Linked DNA regions of Homo sapiens: region 2 is linked to region 1. The links are chromatin contacts, found by Hi-C in ENCODE. All regions are on one chromosome and are shown on one strand. The core of a region is the stretch at or near the end of the contact, and the rest is flanking DNA. Distances in the headings are between cores, read along the strand shown.

Evidence for each region. A loop is a pair of places that touch in the nucleus more often than their neighbours do. Pooled maps may share reads with other maps.
Region 2: a loop to region 1 is called in a pooled map, with 9 times the contacts of the local background. The contact joins the promoter of ROPN1L-AS1 here to the promoter of ICE1 in region 1. A Hi-C loop is called at or near these places in 5 of 50 pooled maps.

What each region holds. Positions count from the first base shown.
Region 1 is chr5:5,421,427-5,428,432 of GRCh38, reverse strand. ICE1 (interactor of little elongation complex ELL subunit 1) reads right to left here and starts at 5,756. Exons shown (of 19, transcript NM_015325.3): 1 at 5,434-5,756. The coding sequence starts at 5,517. It overlaps LOC101929200 (a long non-coding RNA gene), which reads left to right and starts at 6,304. Exons shown (of 6, transcript XR_001742583.3): 1 at 6,304-7,006. RefSeq lists silencers at 5,324-5,463, 5,524-5,853 and enhancers at 5,884-6,133, 5,999-6,509, 6,510-7,006.
Region 2 is chr5:10,437,551-10,444,192 of GRCh38, reverse strand. ROPN1L-AS1 (ROPN1L antisense RNA 1) reads left to right here and starts at 2,342. Exons shown (of 2, transcript NR_102746.1): 1 at 2,342-2,505; 2 at 2,820-3,458. It overlaps ROPN1L (rhophilin associated tail protein 1 like), which reads right to left and starts at 2,314. Exons shown (of 5, transcript NM_031916.5): 1 at 1,895-2,314. The coding sequence starts at 2,025. MARCHF6 (membrane associated ring-CH-type finger 6) reads right to left here. Exons shown (of 26, transcript NM_005885.4): 26 at 3,805-6,642. RefSeq lists a silencer at 2,201-2,460.

The DNA of each region.
Region 1 (7,006 bases), core at 4,507-7,006:
TTGCTGGGAGAGATCTGGCTAATTGTTCAGCATGACTCCTCTCTGATAAACCACTTATTCCTGGTGTGCTTGCTGTTTACTAACTGCTCTTATTTAAAATCAAAGCCTACACTGATATCTAGCAGAGATGAGTGTGTCTTCTCACCTGTTAAAACCTCTGGCACAGCGTGGACTGGAACAGGGCAACAAGGCAGGAATGTCCACCTCTCTCTAACTGTGCCCCAACCACACCCACCCACCAAAACCAAGCAGAGTGGCTTCTGGGTGCTGGGAAGGCAAACCCCAGTCTCTCCAGCCCCACCTCAGTTATCCCCACCTTTACTCTGTGCTTCATCTATCGTCAACTACTTTCTCCCCTCCAGGCCTTGGCACAACTTGTTCTGTCTACAACACTCTCCCTCCATCTTTTCCCTCTTAGTTAACTGCAAATCATCTTTCAGACCTCAATTTAGATTCACTTTTATGAAGCCTTCAGAGAGGTGGCACAATTCCTATATAACTGTCCCTCCTACATGCTCCCAGAGTACCTCATATGTCCCTTACCATAATATTTATATTATACCTATACTGTGGTTGCTTTTCTACTTAACTGTAACCTCAACAAGAATGAGCTCCATGCCTCTTCTGTTCATCATTGTATTCTGAAACACAGGATAGCATCATATATACATCGAAGCTCAATAAATGTGTTTGGCAAATGAATGAATTACAATTTTGTAAGCATTCCTTGTAAAAGAACCATTTCTAAATCAATAGGTCTGGAATAAAATGTTTCAAGTTCCAAACGATGACACTTAAATCACTAGCGATTATCAATGGGAGTCCAGCACAAGTTTATGGACAGGCTCAAATCTGTTCCAAGGACAACCATACATCAAACTCACTGAATCTAATCTAGATACATGAGATGAACAATATAATCATGTGTTTCAAACTCTCATCTGGATCCCCAGGAGAATCCAACTGTTTTGCACTGCAGTGAAGTCAGCAAATATGGGCCTCTCCTTCATCAGAATAAAGAGACTATGTCAGCTTCACTAGCTTGACTTAAACACACACAACTTAAGACTTTACTTAACCATACATAATACATAATATGACTAGAGTGAGGACCCACACTGTTATATCTGACTGCCAAAGTTCTGCAACCCAGAACTTTGGGCATTGGGCTATGGATCAGCAATGAACTACTGTAATCAATGAGCGTAACAAAACAGATATGAAGTGATTTGTGAGACTACGAGCAAAAGACACAGAAAATGTAGTCAATCTGCACACTTCTGAATCAAATAATGATCTCTGCAAAGGTACTGTTATCTCTTCAACAACTAAAGAAAAAAAGGACAGGGAGGATTAAGAAATGAAAGGAAGATTTTCAGTGCAAGCAAACCACTATTCAAGACAGAGAGGCAAGTTAGCCTAACATTACAGTTCAGAATGAAGTCACAACACCAATATGGTTGCCTACCATTGGAAAGACTGACTCCTATGTTACACTTGTAAATTCTCTGCATGATCAAAAAGTTAAAACTATAGCACAGAATATCTTCTCTCTGTACCTCTTTAGTTTCTCTCTCACACGAAAGTTTAATTGAAATATGGAACTTCACGTAGTTATAATACATGCGAAAATTATTTCCAAAAAGCGGTTATCTACTAATTGACCAAAAGAATTGCTTTTCCTTAATTCTCATTCTTTCCGATCTTGGTTCCCTCTGGAACTCTTGATTCCCTCTGGAACGCACTCCCTGTTTAACCCTCTAACATACTTTATCTGTTTCTCCTTTCCTCACCATTCCATGTTCCCCTTCATCAAAGGCCACACATCAGCTAGTTGGTTTTCCGTCACTGACTCTAATGATAGCATGTAATCCCATGAATTGGCCTCATGGTTTCAAAGATTCCTTTAAGTGACAGAACATAATGCCCCATTTTCCTATCCTCACACCTCCCTTCTGTCAAATAAGCTTTTTTTTTTTTTTTTTGAGACGGAGTCTTGCTCTGTCACCCAGGCTGGAGTGCAGTGGTGGCACCATCTCGGCTCACTGCAACCTCGGCCTCCCAGGTTCAAGCAATTCTCCTGCCTCAGCCTCCTGAGTAGCTGGGATTACAGGCGCATGCCACCATGCCCGGCTAATTTTTGTATTTTTCGTAGAGACGGGGTTTCACCATCTTGGCCAAGCTGTTCTTGAACTCCTGACCTCGTGATCCACTGCCTTGGCCTCCCAAAGTGTTGGGATTACAGGCATGAGCCACCGCTCCCAGCCCAGATAAAATTCTTACACTGAACACAGTGCACATCTAACCTGGCCTGCTATTTCCTTGAGGGATATTAGGGCACCTTGGAAGCACTGTGTTCCACAAACATTAAATCTGAAAATGGCTGAACACTCCTAGTTCTGATGTCATTCCAACTTCAGTCCCTTCCACCTTGATTTCCTCTTCCTCCTGTATCTACCACAGTTCTCATGGTCATTTGAGTTTTAAACCTCGGGACCTTCCATTTCCTGACATGAGACCTGCCCATTCTTTACACTGTCTCATATTCAGAACCTTTTTCTTCTTTATTCCCCTTCCCAGGAACCTTCAATTACTTCAGACTTTTGTTATCACTATTATGTATTAGTAAAATAATTTACCATACCTAGTTGCACCCCCCTTCAATCCATCCTGCATACCACCGTTACTTCTACTACAAGCACTGTCCTAACGTAACTATGCAAAAACCTTCACCATCCCATAACACTGACAGAAATAAGTACAAGAATTTATGATGGTTACCATTCAAGGTTCTCTATAAACTGCCAGGAACCTATTTTTCTAGACTCACTTTGCACAACTACAGAATTCCTCCAGAGACTCTACTCGTAACTTTCCCCTAAAAAGGTAATCCAATTCCAGGCCACAGAAAATCCAAATGCAATAGTGTCCTGACCTAGAGAAGAACTCTGTAAACTAAGGCCCTACTCCAGTGTTTATAATGTTTCAATGGAACACAGGCATACTCATTTCTTTGTGAATTGTCTACAGCTGCTTTCACATGAAAATGGCAGAGCTGAGCAGTTCTGAGCAAGTCCCCAAAGCCTAAATACTTGTGATCTTGCTCCTTACAGAAAAAGTTTGCAGACCTCTGGATCTAGGATTACTCTTATTGATGTTTTGAGAACCCACAGCAGGAAATGTGGCAAGGGTAGAAGGAAGGAGATTCAATTTCTAGGCCATACATTAGAGTAGTTCACACCACGGTGGAAGCAGTGGAGATGTTGAAAAGTGGGTGAATAATGAAGGCAGAGCGGACACAATCTGATAAACTGGATACAGGTTATGAGAAAAAAAGAGCTGCACCAAGGATGCCATCTAGTTTCTGGCCTAAGCAACCAGAAGAATACAGTTGCTAAATTTAACCATAACAGATCCATGACTGAAAAGCACAGTTCACATCAGTAGTTCTTCTGCACAAAAGCCTCCAATGACTCACCATTTCCATCGCCCAAACCCCAACAATGGTCTACAGGAGCCCACACAATCAGGCCCTCCTCCTACCTTCCTGACTCCCAGCATTCACTCCGCTCCAGCTTCACTGGCCTTCTTGCTCTTCCCAAGCACACCAAGCCAGCTCCTGCTACAGTTCTTCACATCTGATGTTTCCACTGTATGGGAGACTTTTCTTCCAAGATTTCTACAGAGCTTATTATTCTCTCACCTTTGCTCCAATATAAACGTTCCAGGACTCCCTACTTAAATTCCAACAGCCACTGGCCTAGTCCTCACCCATTCATTCCCTCCCCATCTCTGTTCAATTCATCAACAACGTTTTCATTACCCTCTAACATAACTCATTTGTTTCATTTATCCTGCCACCCTCCTAGAACGGAAGCTCCAAGAGATCAAGAATTTTTGTCTTTTTCTCCCCTAATGCCATAATTGCAGTGTCTAAAATACGGCAGGTGATCAATAAATGTTTGTTGAGTGAATTGGCTCGAATAATAAATACAATGTATTAAAGATTCGGGAGAACTCCAATCACGTTCCTGGGGTGGTGGTGGCGGGGGCGGGGGGGCGTTATAAGATACCTACACAATGCAGCTCAGTGAAGGCAATGATCTGTTAGTTCTCCTTCTACTCACAAAAGCAGCACATTTCCTTCCTCCCCTTCCTTCAACACTTAAAATGTTTGCAATCAGTTCACAGATATTGCACTTAAAATGCAAACCAAGTTTCTCGGCATGGCCTACCTAGCCTGCACTCCCGTCTGGTCTCATCAACCATCTTCCGTGTGCACTATGCTCATGCCAACCATACCATGTTCTGCTCATCAAAGACACCCTGCTCCTTCTCACCAAAGGAACCTTTCCACCTGTTAATCCCTCTATCCAGGAAGCTCTTCCCACATCTCTTCTGACAGCCCGATCCTTCCCATTATTCAAATATCTGAAAGTTACTGACTCAAAAATTCCCTACCTGACTACTCTAGCTAAGAGACAAGACCAATATTCCAACATCCTCCTTTATTTTCTAACACCTAAAATCTTCTGAGGCCTTATTCACACATATGCATCTTACTTATGAGAGATCCTATTTTGTTCACCACAATGTCTGTAGTTCCTAGAACACTAGGCAGAGTAGGTAATGAGGTGCTGGTGAGTTCCGTTTTATCACTGAAACCGCGATAGTAGGAAGTTAAAAGAGACCCCCGACATCAGGCAGCTAGGAGAGTCGTGGGAAATGAGGGGCACTATTGCCCAAGTACCACCCCATAAGATCTGGAGCCATACTCTAGCAATTCTCCCTTATGTCACTCTAAAGAAGAGCCCACGCCGCTGTTAGAAACCTCCAGTCTCTGCATGCCTTTCATAAACTACTTTTATCAAACAACTGACAAGCTACTTGACCAATTACTTGGCTTGCTTTTTAAAAAATTAGCCTCGGGATGGCACATCTGCTATAAGCTGAAACGCCTCCCTAGACTCTTCGAGTCTAAGACTCAGACAACCCACATGTCACGTAAGATTCTGCCTCCAAACAACAAATACTCAGGATGGGCCAGAAGACCAAAGCGTTATCCTCAGGGAGATAACTGCCCTCGGCGTTTCACCTGTCCCTCACTGACCTACGGAGTCTGCCCTAGGGAGCTCCGAGGCCGGGTAGGGAAGGTGGGGGGCCCTCCAAACCTCGCTTACTCCACCCCCACCGTTACACCAGCGCATTCCAGTCAATGAACTCTGGGTTTCAAGCTTAAATAAAGCAAAGAAAGCCGTCCCCAAAACTCATGTAGGAAAAAGAGAGCAGAGAGACGAGCGAGCAAGAGCTACGGTTGGGAAGGGAGAGCAGCGCACTGAGGCACAGCCCGCGCGGCCGGACCCCACATCCCTGCGCTCCCGGCCGGCCGAGCCGAGTCCCCCCCCGCGCCCGGGGCCCCGGGAGGTGCTGCACCTGCTGCAGAGAGGCGCAGCCCTGACATCGCGACAGGTCCGCCGCCGTCCCGGGCGCCGCCGAATGGGTCTCGCCCGGCATCATGGTGCCGCCGCCGGGCCCGGTGGGCACGCACGCCTCAGGGGCCCGCGGCGTCGGCCCCGTCCTGTCTCTGCTGATGCCGCCGGGGCCGCCGCCTGCCAGGCCGCTTCCCGCCAGGTCCGGGCGGGTCCATCCGTGCACAGAGGTCCCCGTGGGGCTAGCAAAAGGCTCTCCGAGCCAGAGCTGCCTCAGGCACTAAAAAGAAACGCTACCCGGCGCGGCCCCCGAGCGCGACGCAGTCCAGTCAGGGCCCCGCCCCGCCCTGGCTCGCCCCGCCCCGCCCTGGCTCGCCCCGCCCCTCCCCTGGGCGCGGGGCTGCCTAAGGCGCTGCCTGAGCAACACCGGGAGAGGAGCTGTGCTATGCGGCGGGGGAGACGCCCACAGAGGAGCAGCCAATAGGAGTAGAAGGATCGAAGGTGCATTCCTACCACTGTTAAGGGTCGATCCTTTATTGCCACCTTGCTGTACGACAGGCTTTCCATAGACACCTAAAGGCCTCCGCTATGTGGGCGGTGACCCGCCCGTGACGTAAGCTCCAGACGCCTGAGAAGTGGAAGGACCCGGCGTCCAGGACAGGAAAGTGCGTGATTTACAGCTAGAGGGATAGGCGCTGTCCCGGAGCCCGTCCTGGGCCAGGGAGCAGGAGAGGGAGGGACTACAGTTCCCGACGCGCTGCGGGGCGGGCGGAGATCGTGCGCTTCGGCGCCAGTTGCACGGCCTTAGCAGCCAGTGGCGGCTCCCCTGCTCCTGTAACAGTCCCCTTGTCTTCTGACCTTTCGCTCCTCGGTCATGTGTCCTCGCCGGTCGCCGCGGCAGCCAGTGATGCCCGAGCGGCGGGTTCCCAGGCCCAGGTGTGGGCGCCACCGCCCACCATGCGCCAAGCCCAGAGCCTGGTTGAATCGTTCGCCACCTTGTCTACCCATTTTGGCCATTATCCTGCCACCTCCAAATCCTGTTTTTGACACTTCTCGGGAGAGAGAGAAAACGGAAAGATAAAGGAATAAACTCCTCGTGGTCGTAGTTAGTGGGTAAATTCAGATCTCGTTTGAACCGAGGTTTTTCTTATCTCCAGCCACCGTATCCACCACCACCAGAATCGTCTTTTTAGTCATCACAGCTGGTCGCCGTCAGTACCTTGTTCAGAAGCCTCTCGCAGCTTCCATCGTGTGGTTATACAATCCAAATTCCTTATAAAGTCCAAATTCAAGAGGAGGAATGCACGTTTAGTTAAGTTAATGTCTAGACCTTACCAGCCAATTTCTAGCTCCTCAGTATGGAAATTGCAACTGAAAACACCCCTTCCAAAAAAAGCAGTCTGCATTTTTCTCTGAGTTTTCTTCTCCAAATTTCGCACCCCTGACCTTGCTTACACACTCTGGATACCACCTGCTGTGGAGTGGCGGAAGCAGACATCCAGCGATAGCTAAGTTTCCTGTCGTTGACACCCAAGCAAGACAGGCGTGTACCTAACTGAGGACCTGCCGGTGATAGA
Region 2 (6,642 bases), core at 1,093-3,592, 5.0 Mb before region 1:
GCACAAACTCTTATAAATCCTTTTATTTAAGCTTGAATAATGGTTAAAACCAGAGGCTATATTTCTTTAGCAAGAACTTTGAAAGAGTCTTTCAGAAACCATTGATAAAAGCATTTCTCAGAAGGCAAGCACTGGATGGACAAGTAGCTCAGTTGGTGGGTAAAATAACAGCCCCAAAGGTATCCAGGTCCATGTTCCAGGAACCTGGGAATGTTACTTTACATGGTAACAGGGATTTTGTGGACTGATAAGGATCTCGGGTGGGAAAACTGCCCTGGACTATCTGGATGGCCACTGAATGCAATCACCAGTGTCCTTGGAAGAAGGAGGCAGAGGGAGATTTGAAGATGCTGGCCTTGAAAATGGAGGAAGGGGACATGAGCCAAGGCGTCCAAGAAATGCAGCTCTAGAAGCCAGAAAAGGCAAGGAAACGAGCTGGGTTTTCCTGAGAACCACTGGAAAGAGCAAAGCCCTGTCAACACCTTGATTTTAGCCTAGTGAAACTAATTTGGACTTCTGGCCTCCAGAACTGCAAGAATGTATGTCTGTGTTTTTTTTTTTTTTGAGACGGAGTCTCGCTCTGTCGCCCGGGCCGGACTGCGGACTGCAGTGGCGCAATCTCGGCTCACTGCAAGCTCCGCTTCCCGGGTTCACGCCATTCTCCTGCCTCAGCCTCCCGAGTAGCTGGGACTACAGGCGCCCGCCACCGCGCCCGGCTAATTTTTTGTATTTTTAGTAGAGACGGGGTTTCACCTTGTTAGCCAGGATGGTCTCGATCTCCTGACCTCATGATCCACCCGCCTCGGCCTCCCAAAGTGCTGGGATTACAGGCGTGAGCCACCGCGCCCGGCCCAAATGTATGTCTGTGTTTTAAGCTGTCAAGTTTTGTGGTGATTTGTTACAGCAGCCAAACGAAACTAATTCACTTTGGTTATAGAGTTTAAAGCCAGCAAAATTTGGCTGTTTTTTTTCTTTTTAAATTAGTTTTCTTATTAAAAAAAATACAGATGGGGTCTTGCTGTGTTACCCAGGCTGGTCTCAAACTCTTGGGCTCAAGTGATCCTCCCAGCTTGGCCTCCCAAAGTGCTGGGATTACAGGCATGAACCACCAAGCCCAGCCAAAATTTGAAATGTTGATGACTAAAATATTTAAATTAAATTTACACCTGTGCTGACTCTTGTCATCATAAAAGTGAGTTTTTGTTTTACATCTGTTTATTGAAAAGGGGCAAAGAGCTCTCCTGTAAAACCAAGAGGATTTCTTTTAATGCCTCTAAGATCTGTTGACTTGTAACTTTGAGATTATGAATGTCTGTTCCTGGCAAGTGTTGGAATGTTTGTGGCAAAAAATAAACTGTGAAGCTTCATTTGCTGGACAGTTTACCCTGAGCACTCTAGGGATGATGACCTCAGTATGACCACGGTCGTTCCGGTTCTAATAAATTTAACCAGCTCTGGGTATACATAGCTCTGAGAGGACTCTCTGCAGATGAGGAACTTAGCTAAAATATTCCTCTTTGTAAAGTCATTTCACAAAGTGACTGCAACCGTGTAATTTTTTTAACATAATGTAAACACTTTTTTGCCCAATGCAATTACTTTGTTAAGTTTTAGTCTATCTTCATCATAAACACTTTTAAACAATTGAGTTGCCATTACGTTGTAGGTAAGTGAGCATTTTGCAATGATTTCGGGTCTCATAGTCGATAAATCGAAATGGTTCCTAGATAAAACACTCAAGTATAGATGTCACCAATGCTAAGGGGAAAGTTTTGCCTGATACTCTTAAGGACGCTGAGTGCCGCGTAAGGCCCCTGGTCCGGGAGGAGGGCTCTCTGGGCTCGTCTGGCTTGGGCATGTAGACCGGACAGCTCCCCGGGCCAAGGGCGCTTACCCCGCGGACCACCGCAGCACGTCGGCCGGCTGGGTGCGGATGGCAGCCTTGGTGAATTGCTTCAGGATGTCCGGCAGCTCCGGGGGAATGTGGATCTGCTGAGCGCAGAACATGGTGTCGGGAAGCGGCATCGCTCTCCGCAGAAGGGACCAGGCTGGTGAATCGCGGCGCGCTGCGAGGAAGAAGGGCGGCTGTCGGCTACGACGCGGTGGACCCGCTAGCAGCGCGGGGCTTGCGGCCAGGGCCGCCTCCCATCCCGTTCCCGAGGTTGGGGCCGGATTCGCGGGGCTCTTACCCGCTCCTCCGCGGGCTTCGGGAGAAATTCGGACCAACTGCCACTCCGACAACACCCTAGACCCTGCAGTTCCCTAGCGCCAGCCGCCACTACGGACGCGCTCGGTATCCAGGCACCCGGGACGCGAGCAGGCCCCGCCCCTGGAGCCGCGCACGCGCACGCGGCCCTGAGCGAGGCGGGGCTGCTCCCGGGCTGGACAAGGAGGTGCTGGCGTAGTCCGACTAGCAGCAGCCGCTGCTCCCCGGTGGTTCAGAGCCGCGCGAGCTGAGCGTTTCGCCTACAAAAGCATCTTCGGATCGGTTTCCCACCGCCGAATGTGAGCGGCGAACTCACGAAGGACTCCCTCTTCCCCTTGCTCTGGCTGCGTGAGGCTGAGGCTAGGGGACTCGGGCCTGCTAGGAGGGAAGCGGGTTAAGTGAAGGGGCTGATCGCCTGGGCGGCACGGGCCCCGCTGCGGGACCCGCCTGCGCCTGGGGCCGCTCCTCCAAACTTCTCGGGCTTCGAACTTCGCACATGCTGTTCCCTGGCCTAAGCCATCCCGTAGTGAACCTGAGTTCTTAATTTAAAAAGCCGCTTAGACAGTGGGCAGTTTCCAGCTAAAACACTATTGTATTTGTTTTCTTACGATAGGTTGCTTGAGCCAATGTGACTGGCTCTAGGAGGAAATAAATCACATCTGTCAAAAGAGCCTCGAGTCGAAGGATAGGAGAAACCTCGAATTTGGTGGGTGCTGACCAAGGCACCATGCAAGGGGTTAACTTTGCTTTAGGGGGTGACCTGGCTGGCTGCTGCAGTTGCCGTTAACAGCCACCGAATGGATGAGACTCCAGATCCACCTCCTCCTGCGTTCCTCAAAACAGGAAGATGGAGAACTACGGAGAGCTACTTCCCAGAGGGGCCGATGGCAAGCACTCCCTTCAAGGAAACTGGGGAAGTTGCCCGATTTTGATCGTTTCCATCCAAACACCCACCAGACAATATATACATACACATTTCTAAATTAACAGCATTGGCAAAAACTGAAAATACTTGTATTTAAAGTTGATGACAGTATGAAAACAAGAAATCCGTCCGGGCGCGGTGGGTCACGCCTGTAACCCCAGCACTGATCACAAGGTCAGGAGTTCGAGACTAGCCTGGCTAACATGGTGAAACCCCCTTCTCTACAAAAATTGGCTGGGCGTAGTGGCGCGTGCCTGTATTCCCAGCTACTTGGGAGGCTGAGGCAGGAGAATAGCTTGAGCCCGGGAGGTGGAGGTTGCCGTGAGCAGAAATGGCACCACTGCACTCCAGCCTGGGCGACAGAGTAAGACTCTGTCCCCGCCCCCCTCCACCCAAAAAAAGAAAAAAAAAAAAAGGAATCTTCTATGTTGTTGAGAGGGATGTTAATTAGTACCTTTATGGGGCAGTAATGTAACACTAAAATTTTTCGATGATCGTGCAATATTACTTCTGGGAACTTACCCTACAGAAATACTATAAAAAGTAATATGGACAAAAATCTTCACCATATAAATTGGGTAAATGTCTTTTGGAAAACAAATCATGGCCTGGCCACACAATGGTATGAAAAGATGCCCGTGTAAAGTGAAAAAAAGCATCTTGTCAAACAATCTGCATAGTATGACACCTTTATTGTGATAAATGATTCTGTGAAGGTATGTCTGGAAGCACACAACTAAACTATTAACAGCAGTTACCTCTGGGAAATAGGACAGGGATTTCAGGTTTTATTTTGGCCATAGACACATTATTTTGATTCTAAATTCATCATTTATTTACTAACTTAGCATTACTATTGAGTACCAAATATTTGCCAGGGAATTGTTCTGGGAATACAGTAATAATTCAGTTTAAAAAAATAAAATCTTTGGAGCTTACATTCAAGTGGGAAACAACATGCAAATATAAACAACAAAGGTAAACCATATAGTATGTTTAAAAGTACAAAAGAGAGCCGGGAGTACAAAATACAGCAGGGAGATGAGACAGGAATGCCCCAGTAGCTGCAGCTTTAGATAAGCCTCAGTGAGAATGACACTTCAGGAAAGAAATGAAGAGGCTAAAGAGCCTGAAGAACATTTGGGTATTGCAAATAGTAAGTGCAAAGGCACGAAGGCCTGACCTGTTTTGGAGGCAGGGAGGACGGCAGGAGCAGGGTGAACACAGAGGTGATGGGGTCAGAGAAGGGAGAAAAGGGGTGCTTCATGTTTTGCCCAGCATTGAAGGCTATTGTGGACTTTTGAGTGCCATGGTCGTCTATTGGAGAGTTCTGAGGGTTGGTGTGATCTGACTTGGATCTCAAGAAGAACATTCTGGATTCAATGTTGAAAACAAATGGAAAAGGAGAGAGAGCAGGGGCAGAGGCAGCAAGCTCAGGAGAAACAGCGATTAAGTAAACAATGGGTTTACTTGTTCAGTTTTGAGACTTCTTTATGTAATCTAGATGCAACTCATTTATCAGAAATGTTTTGCAAATATTTTTCTGCCACTCTACAGCTTGTCTTTTTGTTCTCCTTATGGTACCTTTCAAAGAGAAGTTCTCAATTTTGATAAAGTACAATTTATCGATTTTTCCTTCATGGATTGTGCTTTTGGTGTTGGATTTAAGAAATCTTTTCCTAACCCAAGGCTGAACACGTTTTCCTTGTTGTCTTCTAGAAATTATACAGTTTTGGGGAACTATAATCCATTTGGACTTTAATCTTTGCCAGTGTTAAGATATGGATCAATTTGTTTTTAATTTTGCATCTGATGCCCAATTATTCCAGCATCATTTTTTCAAGACCTTTGCACCTCTGTCAAAAACCAGTTGTCCACATACATGTTGGGTTATTTCTGGACTCTATTCTGTTCCATTAGACCAATGCACAGCCAGCAGAAGGGACTGATCCCAAAAACATATGAGTGAATGAAGAGGAGTACTGGGTATGAAGCTTCTCATCTTTAGGTGTATCCTAAAGAAGAGTTACTGAACAAACACAGAGAAGCAGAAAAACTCCGGCACTGTTACATATGTGAAGAAAAGTTTCAAAATGATAACTAAACAATGTAAAATGAGGCAAAAAGGGGCCTCTACGTAGTGTTTACGTATGAGTGGTCTTAGAGAAGTGTGTGACTAAGTAGAACTAGATTGCAGAAGGCTGAAAGAGTAATGGCAGGGGGACCTACATATACCAAACAGTCACTAAGGAAGTGGCTAGGCCATCTCTCCCGGGTGAACCTTTCTCTGTGTTCCCCATGGCATTTTATTCATACCTCTGTAATACAATCTTTTGCTCATGCTTCTGTTCCATTCTGAGTTCCTTGAAGGGAGACATCATACCTCATTCAACTACAGTACTAAATACAGTGCTAGAAACAAAACAGACACCAAAATAAAAACATGGAGGAGGAGGGGAACGTTACCCTCTCAGCCCCTTGATACGTTAGTTCTCCTTATCACTACATGTTTGCAACAAGAGTAGCTATGAACTGTGGAGCGGAAGGGGGAAATTAATGGCCAGTTTCTGAACTTGACCATGCAATTTCCTTTGCTGAAAAATTTCAGCTTCACAGATTAAAGATGTCTATGGTTCGAATAGCATTTCCTCTATCACCCCTGCATTTAAAGTAATTAAAAATGCACTTGTTTGGGGGAAAACAATCATGGAAAAAATTCTGAACCTATAAACAAAGAAAAATTAGAAATAGTCTGAAGCAAAAGGATCTCCTCAGGGCACTCAGAAGGAAAAAAACATCACGCAAGTCTTTCCTTTTTATCTGGGACATATGGTCAGGTATGTACAATGGATTTGATTGGTTTTACTCTAAGTATTCAGCTAAAAGACAACCTTAGTGAAACTGACTTTCTGATCTCGTAGCAGACATGCAGAAGTGGGCAGTAGCTTGCTATTGCACAAAATGTGGGGCCTTACTCTTCCCAGTGAGGACGGTCTACAGTTCAAGTTAGGGAGACAGAAGGGGAGGGATGTGTCCTCTGCAACTATGCATTTAAATGTATACATAAAAGGGAGTCGCCACAGTCACATTTAACTGGAGTTGTTTTTCCTTCCTATTATAACATCTGGATTATCTATGCTGGCTAATAATGCATATTTCTGCAATCTTAAAGCAATCTTGCAATAACACAAAAACAAACAAAAAAACTAGACTACAATTAACATTCACTTTATTCAGTTTTGTCCTCTCAACTTAGAAGGCAACAAATGACCACATTAAAAAGGGAGCATTTCAGAATATATATACATAAAATTGGTCTGGGTACCCTAAGGTGTTTGCGTTGATAGAAAATTGACACCCCAAACTAAGTGTTCTACTTAGCTTCTACAATAGTTATTCCTAGACCTTAGATTAGTCATTACATTTTTATTTAAGGTACTATGTTACTTTCATGACTACAAAATGAGGCACTCGTACAAAACAGGAATGAAAACATACATATACTGTCTTG